Linked DNA regions of Homo sapiens: region 2 is linked to region 1. Evidence: chromatin contacts called from ENCODE Hi-C data. All regions are on one chromosome and are shown on one strand. Each heading gives the region's core, a stretch centred on a gene start or an enhancer-like site at or near the end of the contact. The rest is flanking DNA. Distances are from core to core; before and after follow the strand shown.

The links. A loop is a pair of places that touch in the nucleus more often than their neighbours do. Pooled maps may share reads with other maps.
Region 2: a loop to region 1 is called in a map of CD8-positive, alpha-beta T cell, with 15 times the contacts of the local background. The contact joins the promoter of SPAG16 here to the promoter of PIKFYVE in region 1. A Hi-C loop is called at or near these places in 2 of 168 maps with a recorded cell type or tissue (CD8-positive, alpha-beta T cell and naive thymus-derived CD4-positive, alpha-beta T cell) and 10 of 50 pooled maps.

What each region holds. Positions count from the first base shown.
Region 1 is chr2:208,262,204-208,269,634 of GRCh38, forward strand. It overlaps PIKFYVE (phosphoinositide kinase, FYVE-type zinc finger containing), which reads left to right and starts at 4,052. Exons shown (of 42, transcript NM_015040.4): 1 at 4,052-4,212. It also overlaps the pseudogene MYL6BP1. RefSeq lists enhancers at 3,889-3,938, 7,272-7,431 and a silencer at 4,069-4,338.
Region 2 is chr2:213,281,369-213,288,799 of GRCh38, forward strand. It overlaps SPAG16 (sperm associated antigen 16), which reads left to right and starts at 3,096. Exons shown (of 16, transcript NM_024532.5): 1 at 3,096-3,251. The coding sequence starts at 3,116. SPAG16-DT (SPAG16 divergent transcript) reads right to left here and starts at 2,841. Exons shown (of 3, transcript NR_161186.1): 1 at 2,665-2,841. RefSeq lists enhancers at 3,129-3,258, 3,299-3,348, 3,419-3,498.

The DNA of each region.
Region 1 (7,431 bases), core at 2,802-5,301:
CTATGGAATGACAAAAGAGGCTGAATAGCTAAAGAATTCTTGAGCAAAAAGAACAAAGCTAGAAGCATCATACTGCTTGATCTCAAAATACACTACAAAGCTACAGTAATCAGAACAGCATGGTACTGGCAGAGAAACAGACAAACCAACTGAACAGAATAAAGAGTCTATCAGTTAATAGGATGCTCATTTTTAAAAAAAAATAAAAAGTGAAAAAAAGAATAAAGAGTCCAGAAGTAAATTTACCCATTTACAGTCAATTGTTCAATAAGGGGACAAGAATACACTATAGGGAAAGGATATTCTCTTCAATAAGTAGTAATGGGTAAATGGGATATCCATATGCAGGAGAATGAAATTAGAGGCTTATCTCATACCATATATAATAATCAACTCAAATAAATTGAAGACGTTATGTGTACCCCCTGAAACTGTAAAAAACGAGAGGGAAAAGCTCCATGACATTGGTCTGAGTAGTGATTTTTTAGATATGACCCCAAAAGCACAGGCTACAAAAGCCAAATAGACAAATGGGATTACATAAAACTGAGAAGTTTCTACAGAGCAAGGGTTACAATAGACAGACTGAAGAGACAACAGAGAACAGGAGCAAATATTTGCCAGCCATACATCTGATAAAGGGATAATATCCAAAATATATAAGGAACTCAAACAACTCAATAGTAAGAAAGCAAATAATCTGATTATAAAATGGGCAAAGGATGTGAATAGACATTTCTCAAAAGAGGACATACAAATGGCCAACAGGTATATGAAAAAAAGTTCAACGTAATTAATCATCAGACAAATGCAAATTAAAACCACAATGAGAGATATCACTTCACACCTATTACAATGGCTATATCAAAAAGACAAAAGATAACAAGATTGGAGAGAAAATAGAGAAAAGGAAACCCTTGCACACTGTTGGTAGGAATGCAAATTAGTACAGCCATTATGGAAAACAGTATGGAAGTTGCCAAAAAATTTAAAAATAAAACTATCATGTGATCCAGCCATCCCACTACAGGGTATATATCCAAAGGAAATAAAATCACTATTTTTTCTTTTATTGAAATTAAAAAAAATCTTTTTATAGAGATGGGGTCTTGCTATGTTGACCAGGCTGGTGTTGAACTCCTGGCTTCAAGCAATCCTTCCATCTTGGCCTCCCAAAGTGCTAGGATTACAGGCGCGAGCCACCGTGTCCAGCCAAAATCACTATTTTTAAGAGGTATCTGCACTCCCATCTTTATTGCAGCATTATTCACAATAGCCAAGATATGAAATCAACCTAAGTGTCCATCAATGAACAACTGAATAAAGAAAATGTGGGGCTGGGCACTGTGGCTCACGCCGGTAATCCCAGCACTTTGGGAGGCTGAGGCAGGTGGATCACGAGGTCAGGGGTTCAAGACCAGCCTGGCCAAGACAGTGAAACCCCGTCTCTACTAAAAATACAAAAATTAGCCAGGTGCAGTGACAGGCGCCTGTAATCCCAGCTACTCGGGAGGCTGAGGCAGGAGAATAGGGGTGGGGTGGAGGTCGGGGGGGTTGGGGCAGAGGGTGGAGATTGCAGTAAGCCCAGATTGCACCACTGTACTCCAGCCTTGGTGACAGACTCCATGTCAAAAAAATAAAATAAAATGTGGTATATATATACGGTGGAACATTATTCAGCCTTAAAAAATAAGGAAATTCTGTCTTTTGTGACAACATGGATGAACCTGGGGACATTATGTTAAGTGAAATAAACCAGACACAGAAATATACCACAAGATCTCATATATATGGAATTTAAAAATGTTGAACTCATAGAAGTAGTGGGTAGAATGGTGGTTGCCAGGGGTAAGGGGTGGCGGAGAGAGAAAAAGAACAAAAAGTAAGATGTGCTCAAAAGGTAATGGAGGCATGTCAAATGGACTCAGGAGTCTGCTGGAAGGGGCTCACACCAGCCAAGGCGGGGACACCTGGAGCACAGAAATGAATAGTGGCAGTAATGAACTATAACATGTTGGAAAAAAATGAGTCCAAAGTCATACTAACCAATATAAAGAAAGAAAGAAAAAGATGGAACGCTATTAGTTGCAGTAAAATTCAACTAATACATACAGAGGAATAGAAGTATAATATCATCGAACAATAATTGATTCAGCAAGAATCCTAAATCTGTGCTTGAATGAAAGTTTTTGAGGAGGATATATACACAGACAAATAATCTCTCTACAGATAAAATTCATCTGGAATTAATTTTGGATGTCTAGTGTGAAGTGAGAATCTAAAATGATTTCTTTTGCAAAAACAGTAGCCCAGTTTTCAATCTCTTTTCCACAGAAATTAAACTGTAAGCTAATATAGATATTAGACGGTAAGCTTCTTGAGGACATGGACTGTGTAATGTTCACATATATTTTTATTTTTTAGGCTAGTCAAGTGAAGCAGTGGGATACGTTCATAATTCTATCCTTAGTGTAGTGCTTCTATAACTAACACACTGCAGGTTAAATTAGGGACTCAAAAATATTTGCGGAGTGCACTTTTTTTTTTTTTTTTTAAACCATAGATGGAGTTTCTACATACACTGCAGTCGTCGTGGCTGGGCAATTTATTCTTTTCATATGATCTCTGTACCTATTTCATACTTTATTGTAGGTTTATGAAATATTAACATAGGGTGATAATTACGAGGGCCTTTTTTGCTTATCTTAAATTTTTAAAAAAAATTTTTTTAAAGGAAGGCAGAGACTTGAGCATCTTTATGGGCTGAGGAGGCAGAGTCATTGGAAAAGGGGAGGTTGCAGATACGGTGCAAGCTCCCAGACAGGAGAGGGTGAATTGGGGGCCAAAAGGATTGAGCTGGGGAAGAAGAGGCCCCTTCCTCAGAGAGATGAGGGAGAAAGGCAGACCAGGGCAGATGTGGATGTAGGTAAATGTTGTGGTGTGTGGGGAATTAGCTTGTTAAGGGTCACGCCCAGATACCTTGGGATTTTTCACGTGGGTATAAAATATGATTCTCTGATGAGAATGATGGTCAAGGTAATGTGGGGGTCGTGGTGGTGGTCTGACGCAGCAGTAATAAGGAATGGGAGAAGCTGACTACAGACTCCCAGAAAGATTGCTGAAGGGCCCAGCTGAGGATGGTGACTGGGATTTGCACTGGACTCAACCTGCAGGTTTCGATGGTGCTTTCCAACTCCAGGAAAACTGGGCTGGGATTTGACAAAACTCTTGAGGAAAAGGACTCACAGAATTTAAAACTGCATTTCCCTTTAGGTTTCGTCTGCTTTCCATCCTCCCCTACCAAGCCCCACAACTGCGGCGAGCATGTTTTCTGCAGTTAACTGCACTGCGCTCTCAGCAGGACAGAAATGACGAATAACTCTAGCCAAGCTGAACAAGATAGGGCTTGGGCTTGGTAACTTTATTTGCATCAGCATTTGCAACACAACACCTAAATGAAAAAATTAACTATAAAGCCGACATCACTTACTCTGGGTCAGGGAACTGTGCCATTCGCTTTAAGTGCATTTACTTAATCTCAAAAAAGTATTAAGAAGTGAGTCCTTTTATTAATCCGACTTTACACACCAGAGGTCTAAGGCCTAAATAAATGAGCAATTTGCTTAAGATCATATGGCTGGTTATTGGTGGAGTCATGCAAGTCTGGAAACAGAGTCATCGCTAACTCCGGTTCAGTGCTACACGAGTGAACTGTCTACAACAAAGCAATAACATATTATGAGTGCCCACAGTATCGAACACATACGGTAACCGCAGTCCAGCCAGCACCCCTGCAGTGCCCAGAGCACCAAGCACCCATCCGTTGACCCCGCATGCGTGACGCTCACGCGCGCAGTCCCCCTGGCTTCTTCCAGGAAGGCTGAAGCGGCCTAATCTCGGCCAAAAGATCAGGACGACTCGATCTGGGCTGGACTCCTTCTGCCTGAGCATCTGATCCGAGCGTCGGCCGGGCTGGGAGGAGCCGGCCCCCGGGAAAGATTTCGGACTGGGGGACAGGAAAACAGAGGGCGGAGTCTTGGGGGGGGGAAGCGAGAAGCCGCATCAACCATGTAAGCAGCTTCGCTTCCTGCCGCAACCGTCCGCGGCCTGAGGAGCCCACCGCCGCTCTCGGGGGCCGACTTCCGGGGGCTGAGCCGTTGAAGCGGAGGCTGGGGCGGGGGGCAGCCGGCGCGGCCGGGGCAGGAGGCGCAGGTAAGGGAGGGGGCCTGGAGCTTGGCCGGCTGGGGCTCAGCATGGGAAGGAGGCCGGTATGGGGAGCTCCAGGGCCAGAGCTGAGGTGAAAGTGAGAACCAGGGCTCCGCAGTCGGGGGCTAGGGCCTGGCTGCCGGCTGAGCAAGGAAGGGCAGAGAATCTGGCTTTAGAATTAGCTTGTCCTCCCTATTCCCCGGCTGCCTTGTCTGGCGAGTGGGGACGGAAGCCGGGTGGGGCCCTTGAGATTTCCTTGGAAACATTTGAAGTTCCTTTGCCTCTCTCTCGACCCTTACGCCTGAACTTAATTAGGAGGGGAAGAGTACAGTTACTTTTCCCTCTGAGTGCATGAGTTCTGAGTTTGTCAGAGGCGCATCCGTAGGCTGGAAAAGAAAGTTCATGAGCTGCAGAAACGATACCAACCGTGGGGGTTCAAATAAGTGTTTGTCTTTTTAAATGCTTGCCTCTGCTATTTGAGACGATTCCATTTCAACTTAGGTTTTGGAGTTTCTTGAGGAGGAGCATTATTTCCCAATTAGTGTTTACCCTTTGCTTAGAATGTTCCCAACAAAAGGATGAGAATGGAATGTGTTGGAAACTTTTAGGACTTAGGGGTTTTCTGCCCAATCAGAGGTTATTCCTAAGACAGTCAAGAAATATAAGAAGTGCTAGAATTCTGTATAAAGCAAGTTATTCGTGTGTATCTGATGTGTATACATGATTCATTATCTACTATTGACGCAGTGCATCCTGTGTTGTAAAATATGTCCAGTGTTGACAATAGAGGTAGTCGCTTGGTATAATGTACTTATTTCTGATTTATTTGAGCCCCTTTTTTGGCACTCCAAAACTCCCACTCTGTCAGTTTTCTTACAAAAAATGTTCTTTCTTTTGTGTTTGTGACAAAGATTGTGTAGGTTAAATCTCTTCTGTGGAGCAAGGCTAATTTCCTGTGTTCTCCCTTTTTCTGCTTTCTGGATCCTGCTCTGGTTTTCCTTTAAGCGTGTTGGTCAAAAATTGAACAAGAAATCTTTGTTGATAGAAGCTAACATTTCCAATATTCAGCTTTCCTAAATTATTACATTGCCAGTTTTTTTTTTTTTTTTTTTTGAGAGACAGAGTCTCGCTCTGTCCCCCAGGTTGGAGTGCAGTGGCGCGATCTCCTCCGACTGCAACCTCCGCCTCCCAGGGTTCAGGCGATTCTCCTGCCTCAGCCTCCTGAGTAGCTAGATTGCAGGCGCGCGACACCACACTCGGCTAATTTTTGTATTTTTAGGGGAGACGGGGTTTCACCATGTTAGCGAAGCTGGTTTTGAATTCCTGACCTCAGGCGATTCACCCGCCTCGGCCTCCCAAGGTGCTGGGATTACAGGCGTGAGCCACCGGGCGGGGGTCTCCCTCCCTCGCCCAGGCTGGAGTGAAGTGGTGTGATCTCGGCTTACTGCAGTCTCCGCCTCCCAGGCTCAAGGGATTCTCCTGCCTCGGCCTCCCAAAGTGCTGGGATCACAGGTGTGAGCAGCCACGTCCGGCCTTTACTGACTGGCTTCTGATAGTTTGTAGTAGGTCTGCATATATTAGTAGCCTTAATTAGAAATGGTGAAGTATTGGTGATATATCAGAAGGCTTTGGGTAGGTAGGTTAATAGGACTGATTACCACTCAGGAAAGAGTCCTAATTTATATTTTAAAGCGTTGTTAAGCTGCTAAAGAGTGAGAGTTATAAGATAATTTTTTCAGGGCCCTAGTGTCATTATGTAATTATTAGGGTTAACTATATGATTGGGTTTATATTTCAGAGACTACACTTGCTAAGTGTTTTCATGGGAATTTTTATCTTCTTATTTCCAAAGCCGAGTATAATTTTTGTGTAGATAACCTTTAGAAGTAATTCTAAGACTCTTTAGGCAGAATGTCATCTCTGCCTCTGACATTACTTGTGTCAAAGTAGAATGTAGGCTGTTTTCCAGGGGTGGTTGTTACGGCCATCACATTATCGTTTCTCTCCAGAGCTCTTTTTTTTTTTTTTTTTTTTTTCCCTAAATAAAATAGAGATGAAGTCTCGCTATGTTGACTAGGCTGGTCTGGAACTCCTGGCCTCAAGCGATCCTCCCGTCTCAGCCTCCTAAAGTGCTGGGATTACAGACATGAGGCCACAGTGCCTGGCCTCTTTTTTTTTTTAATATAAAAAAAACACAAACTTTTTTTTGAGTGTATACTTATTCAGTTATCAGCTTACTTCCCAACACTTTTTGCTGAATTGTCATGACACTTCAGAAGGATTGTTGATGATTATTCTCAGTGGAAGATATTAGAAACCTTCCTTCCCCTTCTTCTTCCTTTTCTCCTTCCTCTTTCCTTCCCCTTCCTCTTCCTCTTTTTCTTCCCCCCCCAATAAACATGTATTGCCAAAATTCTGTTTAAGTCAGTGGTTTCATTTCTGCCTTAATTTATTAATTAAATTATTGATCAGACAAAGCCTTAAGTAGTTAGAGAACGCGGATAGGCTAAAAGGGAAGTGTGAAGAGCTACAAAAGTAATTTTGATTTAGGTAATACTTTTGGGGTGAGACTTGGGGTATAGTGACAGTTCTACTAATGTCTGTGTGACCCCCAAGAAAGTTGTTTTAGGTTCAGAGTACCTTGGTTGCCTCAAAGGTAAAATGTCATAAAGCCAGCTGTGTGTGCCTTCCAGGATTGTAAGAGTAAAATGAGATGGTAGCTATGATTTTGAATGTGAAAAGCATTTTACCGAGACTGTAATGTCCTCTTTGTAAAGTGGAGACTAGATTATAAACTATAGTATATATATTGTTTTCTCCAAGGGAGGAACCTTGTCTTTATTTTGAAACAGTAGGTAGCCTCCTGGTGGCTGGAACATGCTTCTGCCTGCAGGGGGCCCATTGTCTGGGCCCTAGGGATCTACAGAGCTCAGTAGGCTTAGGAAGTGTTTCAGGAAGGCCTCCTAGTTGATGCTGTCCTCATGTCCTGCCAGAACAGTCTCCATCTCCTCCTCAGCCATCTTCCCTCCCAGGGTGGTGAGGACTTGTCTGAGCTCTGCTCCCGTGACTTTGCTGTTCCCCTCCTTGACTAACACATGAAGCCCCTCCAGGTAGTCCTCATATGTGCCTTGGTTCTGCTTCTTGGCTGCTGCCTGGAGCATGGGCAGGAAAGTCTTGAAGTCCACATGCCGGGACTTCAGGTCATCACTCTTGGGGTTCCCCAGG
Region 2 (7,431 bases), core at 1,846-4,345, 5.0 Mb after region 1:
ACTTCCAATTTTGAAATCCATGAAATGGATATAATCAAAATAGTAACTCTGAATTAAAATTTTGGCTACTTGAAAACTTCACAGAATTAGACTTACAGGTTTTTATTTGTTTGAGGAGTGTAGTTAATGATACTTATTTCAGTCATAAGTCTTCTGTTTTTGAACTCTTTGGAGAAGAATTTTTTCCCATTTCTCCTCTACATTAAGCAGTGGATATTGGTCACAATTTATTCATTTTATATGACTCTATTAAACTGTTTCCCTTTTTTGAGTGCTGCATATTTCGTTCTTTTTCTTTCTTTCTTTCTTTTTTTTTTTTGAGATGGAGTCTTGCTCTGTTGTCCAGGCTGGAGTGCAGTGGCGTGATCTCAGCTCACTGCAACCTCTGCCTCCCGGGTTGCAGTGATTCTCCTGCCTCAGCCTCCTGAGTAGCTGGGACTACAGGCATGTGCCACCACACCCGGCTAATTTTTTGTATTTTTCGTAGAGATGGGGTTTCACTATGTTATCAAGGATGGTCTCGATCTCCTGACCTTGTGATCCGTCTGCCTTGGCCTCCTAAAGTGCTGGGATTACAGGCGTGAGCCACCGTGCCTGGCTGAGTGCTGCATATTTCTAAAAATATTTAACTTTTATCTTAAGTTGTTTCTATATGTTTAAGTTTCTTCCAAATATAATATCTAATTTAAGCTTGCATATTCATTCAATATTTTAAGCACATTTTATTAACGATTATTTACTGAAAACATTTGATATACCAGACATGGTTATAAGTGCTTTCTACATATTTCGTTTAGTCTTCATACTTTAGTAAGGTAGGTACTAAAATCTCCGGTTTACAGAACAGGAAACTAAGGCTCAGAGAACTTAATTAAGGTCATACAGAAGAGGCAGGAGACAAACATCTGTAGAAGATCACACACTACATCTAAAAAGTCAGAAATAGATGAGCCATTGTAACGAACAAAAACAAATAAAAGTAAACAGTAATCGCTCTGAGAGACCATCCTTCATGTCTTTTGTGTTCCTACATGTCTTGCTGGATATGCCAAAAATGTAAGGCCTTGACCACTCCTTACCCAGGTCATTTGTTAAGGCTGGATTTATAGGAAACAACCTTGAGAGATAAGGTAATGCCTTCTTCTGAAATAAAGAGAAAGCTTTCTGTAAAAGCAGTGGATTCTCCAATGTCAGAATTCTTCTGTATTTTCAGCCTCCTGTAATTGTTCCTTGCATTTAATGAGTACTCAGGAAATGTCTGATGTGAGAAGTCAAGGACAAAGAGTAGGGTAGTAAAAGAATAGGTACCAGGAATGAATTACCCGACTATTATATCTGTGACCCTTGATTATTCTAAAAAATAAAACAATATCAAACACATTTAATAGAAATAACAGCTAACATTTCTTAGTGTCTTCTATGTTCCCAGTAAGTTCTTAATGCTTTTTGTTGCTTTACCCCTTGCAACAGCACTTTGAGGTAGGTAATATTGTTGTCTTTGTTCTACAAATGATGAAACTGGGGCCTAGAGGCATTAAGTAGTAGTTTGCCCAATGTGTCATAGCTAGTAAGTGATGGAAGCAGGCTCTGAAAGCTGTCTCTCTGGCTCTGACACACGTACTCTCAAACACCTCCTTAGGAAGTTACTGCTACCTTTTGGTAATAAATGGGAGCTTTTATAGGATCACTGGCTTCCAGTTTTCACCAAGAAATGTAGAATGAAAAATAATACCATTTGCCCTAGCAATCCCATTACTGGGTATATACCCAAAGAAACAGAAATTGTTCTACCATAAAAACACATGTACATGCGTGTTCATTGATATTCATGATAAAGACATGGATTCAACCTAAATGCCCATCAACGGACTGGATAAAGAAAATGTGGTACACATATACCATGGAATACTATGCAGCCACAGAAGAATGAGATCATGTCCTCTCAGGGACATGAATGCAGCTGGAGGCCATTATCCTTAGCAAACTAATGCAGGAACAGAAAACCAAATACTGCATGTTCTTAGTTGTAAGTGGGAGCTAAATAATGAGAACAAATGGACACAAAGAAGGAACAACAGACACTGGGGCCTACTTGAGGAGGAGAGTGGGAGGAGGGAGAAGATCAGAAAAAATAACTATTGGGTACTACACTTAGTACCTGGGTGACGAAATAAGTTATATACCAAACCCCTGCGACATGAGCTTACCTGCACTTGTACCCCTGAACCTAAAATAAAAGTTAAGGGAAAAAAAAATATTTGCAAAGAAAAGGGCCTTGAATTTGCTTCTGATACATACGCGATATAACCTGAGGAAGATCCTCTCAGCAATAAGACTATACATGATGGGGCAAGTGTCAACTGCATACATTTGTCAGGACCAAATTTGTAGCTCATAATTTTTATGCAACTGTTTTTACCTTGGCGAGAATCAATGCTACAAATACTATTCCAAGTCTTAGTATATGGAACCAAACTCAAAACAGATGTCCAGCTAAATGCATTAAAGATCACAAGAAAGGAATTGACAAAGCTGAACACCATAGTTCTTCATTGCTAAGCATCTGAGGAGCGTCTGGTAGCTCCCCTGGGTCAGTCTTTCTATTATGATTTCTAGAACTTTATTTTTTCATTTTTTAAAAAATTCCAGGTGTTGAGAACTCACCTTTTCTAGTAGTTTTCCCTGGGAACACTTGGGGATCTACAAACATCTGAAATTGGAGGATGCTAATGGGCAAGAATCAAGAGAAAGGTAATTCAGAGACGACAACGAAGTGGGAAAGAAATTACAGGGTCAAAGCGAAAGAAAACCAAGCTGCTTGGGTAGGAAGGTGCAATGCAAGCCAATTGTTTACTGTATCTTGTCCGCTCCCAGAGCTGCGCCCGAGCTCTCGCGTTAACTAGGCAACATCGTTGCCACGGTAACTGGGAGGCGCGGGAGGGCGACAGCTCCCTGGACTCCCGGTAACCCTTACGTGCCCGGGGCTGGTCCGTGGGGCGGGGTGAGAGATGCCGGAATCTCGCGAGAGCTCCCGGGGGCCGTTGGGTAGCGTCTTCGCTGTTGCCCTTAGGGACGGCTGTGGGCCTGCTGGGGGTGGGGGCCCGAAGCGCCAGAGATGGCTGCTCAGCGAGGGATGCCCAGCTCCGCCGTGAGGGTCCTGGAAGAGGCGTTGGGCATGGGTTTGACGGCAGCCGGGGACGCGAGGGACACGGCGGACGCGGTGGCGGCTGAGGGCGCCTACTACCTGGAACGTATCCTTCCCGTGGAGGCGCGGCCCGCTGCGCTGGCGGGTAATGGGTGTTGGGACGAAGGCGAGGGCCTCCCACTGGCGGCGCCTTTTGAGCCTTGGGGCCACTCCGGAGGAGCCTCTGTTGGACTTCAAGGTGCTGTTTTTGCCACCACAGTCTTCCTGAGAGCCACTCACTGAATTTCTCGCCCTTAGTAGCCCAGGGTGTCCTGTACCTGTTAGAAGAGTTGGGAGACCTTCCAAGGCCTCATACTTAGTAACCACTCAGTACATTTTGGATGGAGGGTTGCTTTTTATGTTAAGACAGCACAACAAATTGCTTCAACCCTCCTTTCAAATAATGGGTTTCCTAAATAAGCCCTCAATCTTTCAGAAAGCCGTCCCAATAAATTCAACGGAGGAACGTTAGGAGACTAGGGAAAGACCTCTGCCATTGGACTTTAAGGAGCTGAAGCTCAGAATACCCAACCCACGATCCTGTTCGATGGTCCAGTTAATGCTTAAATGCTTAGTTTTGATAGCATTATCTTCCTGAGTAGTTCCAAGTTTGACTACTTAATAATAAATACTAATAGTATAGTTGCTTTTTTTTCTTGAGCAAATAAATAATGATCTGGTGAGCTACACAGCTCAGAGATATTAGGAATAAAGCAGATGGTGATTAGCGATTTTTATCGGAAGTACCAGAAAAATTGAATAACAATGTGTGGATAATTAGGTCCACTATTTCTTGTGTAAGGCTTTAGAACTTCTTTCCTCTAGTTATATAGATTAATTCCTACTAGGGAGACGGGGAGGGTTCATGAGAAAAAGACATGTAACTCCTTTATTCAGGGAGGTAAGAAAGAGATGATTATCTGTTCAGTTCTTAAAGATACCAAGGAAACTCCAAAATCTGCCAAATCTTATTTGTTTGTCCAACTGTAATCCTCTCCAGGTTTAATTCAAGATTTCAGAAATCCAGCAATGATTCATTTCGTGAGCTTTGACAAGCCGATTAACCTGTCCTGACTCAGGCTCAGTACACATCCACACTACAGAGAGCTTTGAAGAATTTAGCTGAAAGATTAAAGAAAATATGTAGTATTTTATTGGGTGCAAAAACGACTTTTACAGGAATAGAAATTTGAATCGCTTGAAATGAATTTGAAAGAAATATATGGGTGCTTTAGTGTCATAAATGAGGTTTTATACTGTTTTCGTAGATGTAACAGGCAGTCTTTTCCAGTGATATTCCTCTTTAACAACGATTTTCATAATTCTTCCTAAGCTTATCTATATCCAGTGCCCTTGCTACTGAATGGTAACCAGGCATCTTGTAATTTTGTTTGCATTAAAATTATTTCCGTGAACACATAGTTTAATTGTTAACATGAGATTGACACAATGAGGTAACTTTTTGCAAACATCTTTGTGAAATAAATGGTAGGAGTCTAACATAACACAACTTTCAGCAATGAAAATCAGGTTTACTTAATGTGCAGGGAGATCACTGAGTCACACCTGCCAAGATGTAGCAGTTTGCAAACCTGTCTTACAAAGACTTTTTCAAATAATCACACTTATTTGAACTTTAACACATATAAGCAACTGTAACTTTTTAGGATTTTACTAACCGTTGTGTGAATTATCCAACCCATTTGCTTTTCTTCTTTCTTTGGTTGACTGACTGCTATTTTGTATTTTAACCAAATGGTAGTCAGGGGATACACAGTTAAACATTTAACCAGTTTATTTTGCTATATTCCATGCTGAGGGAAGAGGTTTAGTCATTTCAACTCTCAGTTGAAATGAAGTTTGAGGATTACTTGTGAATACCAATTATTCCTGTATCCCTGGGCACTCTTCACATGGTTAATTAAGAGTTGCCTGTGTAATGTTGTTTGACATTGTTTCTTAAGGCAATTATGATAGTTGCCAAAGTGAGACTTCCTTTGGTTTAAAGTCTTTGCTTTCAGGTAATTTAATTGAGCTATCATGGTGGGTAAATAAAAGTTATAATATGCACAGATGAATCAGAAATCTGATGTCCTCTGCTTCGCACATATACTCAATCACTTCTAATCTACTGCATTTGGCCTGGATTTCCCTTATTTATCACTCAACAGATGCTCCTAGTACATTAGACAATGAGCTATCAATATCGAGCAAGACTTTGAAAGAAGTTGACTTGAATTCTTTAGGAAATCTCCCACTTTTCTGCTTTTAAATACTCAATTATGAAGAGTATGAATAGACTAATGTCCAAACCAGAAACAGCCAGGATCCATCTTGTGGGGGACATTAATGAAGGTCCCATGTCCTTTATAATGGTTTACACACTGGGTTCAGGAAAAAGAGTTCTTACCCTGCAACACCCTTTCCCTGTAATCTCCTAGCTGTAACAGTGCCACCTATTTCTCTTCTAAGGAACCCAGAATATCATTGCTTTTATGTTTTAGACTTCAACAAGGTGAGATACAAATATACATTGTTCTTAGCTATTGTCAGAACACTAAGAAATTGAGTTATGGAGTATATGAATCCTCTCTAGAACCCATCATTAGAAAAATACTTGCAGCATTATAAACTATAAGGTGAGATTTTAGCTATGTGATAGATATGTAAAGGGTCAAGTAGGTATCTCCAGAACCTAGAAAGAAGGTTGATTGTCTTTTGTGAATGAATGAATCCCTTATTAGAAATCAACACAACTTGGGTGAGGTTTTCAACTGTAGTAGTGAGGAAGGGCTGCCTATTAATGTATGGCTGCAGACATTTGGGACTGCCTAGTTCCAATTGGAAGGCCAGCATGAATTTGTACTAAGAAAGCTAAGGGTTAATTGACTTTGTTGTTCCTTGTCTAAAGAGACTTTGTTCAAGGAATAGTAAATGAATACATGGACCCTAGGAAAGTGGAGCTTCAAGGTATTGTTTTTGTTACATACCTCCCTCAATATGGACATCTGGCTCCTCTAGCTTTTGATTATTTCCTCTCTCTGGGCATTCTAATACTAAGGATTTGGCTTTTTAGATGGTAGGTGTAAGTTTACTGGCCAATGAAAAAGGCTCCCCAACCCCCAGCAGCAATTTCTGAGAGTTCAGTAAGTTTAAGCCAGTTCTGTGAAGCTAATCAGCTCTGAATGGAGTCCCAAAGTCAACTCTTTCTGAAACTCCAAAATTAAGGACTCTAGACCCTGAAATATGAGGATCACACTAGACTGATGCCCTTATCTGAGATACTGAGGACTGTAATTGAAGTAGCAAGCCTGTAGATAAATATCTTAACTTCTACCATGCTACCTTTAAAAAAAATTATTATTTTTTTAGAGATGAGGTATTGCTCTGCTACCCAGGCTTGAGTACAGTGGCATGATCATAGCTCACTGCAACTTCAAATTCCTGGGCTCGAGCAATCTTCCCACCTCAGCTTCCTGAGTAGCGGGGACTGCAGATGTGCGGCACCATACCCAGCTAATTTTGTTTGTTTGTTTTTGTTTTTGGTAGAGACGGGGGTCTCACTCTGCTATTCAGATTGGTCTCGAACTCCTGTGCTCAAGGCATCCTACTGCCTTGGCCTCCCAAAGTGCTGGGATTACAGACATGAGCCACTGTACCAGGCTGCTGTCTTCTTAAGTAACAGTTCTATCTAGTCTTTCATTGCCATAGTAATGTTGACTGATAACTTTAATTAAAATTGAAGTTTTCCTTATTTTATTTTATTTTTTGAGACGGAGTCTCGCTCTGTCTCCCAGGCTGGAGTGTAGTGGCACGATCTCGGCTCACTGCAAGCTCTGCCTCCCGGATTCGTGCCATTCTGCTGCCCCAGCCTCCCGAGTAGCTGGGACTACAGGCATCTGCCACCACACCTGGCTAATTTTTTTTTTTTTGTATTTTCAGTAGAGACGGGGTTTCACTGTGTTAGCCAGGATGGTCTCGATCTCCTGACTTCGTGATCCATCCGCCTCAGCCTCCCAAAGTGCTGGGATTACAGGTGTGAGCCACCGCACCTGTCCTTTCCTTTTTTTAAATTTACTGTATGGTTTTTAACTTTTTTTTTTTTTAAAGCTAAACATTGTAGTTGAGTAAGTAAAACATTTAGAAAGGTGGATGCATAGATTTCTTTTTCTTTTTTAAAACTAACATTCTCTTAGATACATGTGTTAACCACTTTTTCTTCTGTTATAAAATGGTACTTCTCTGAA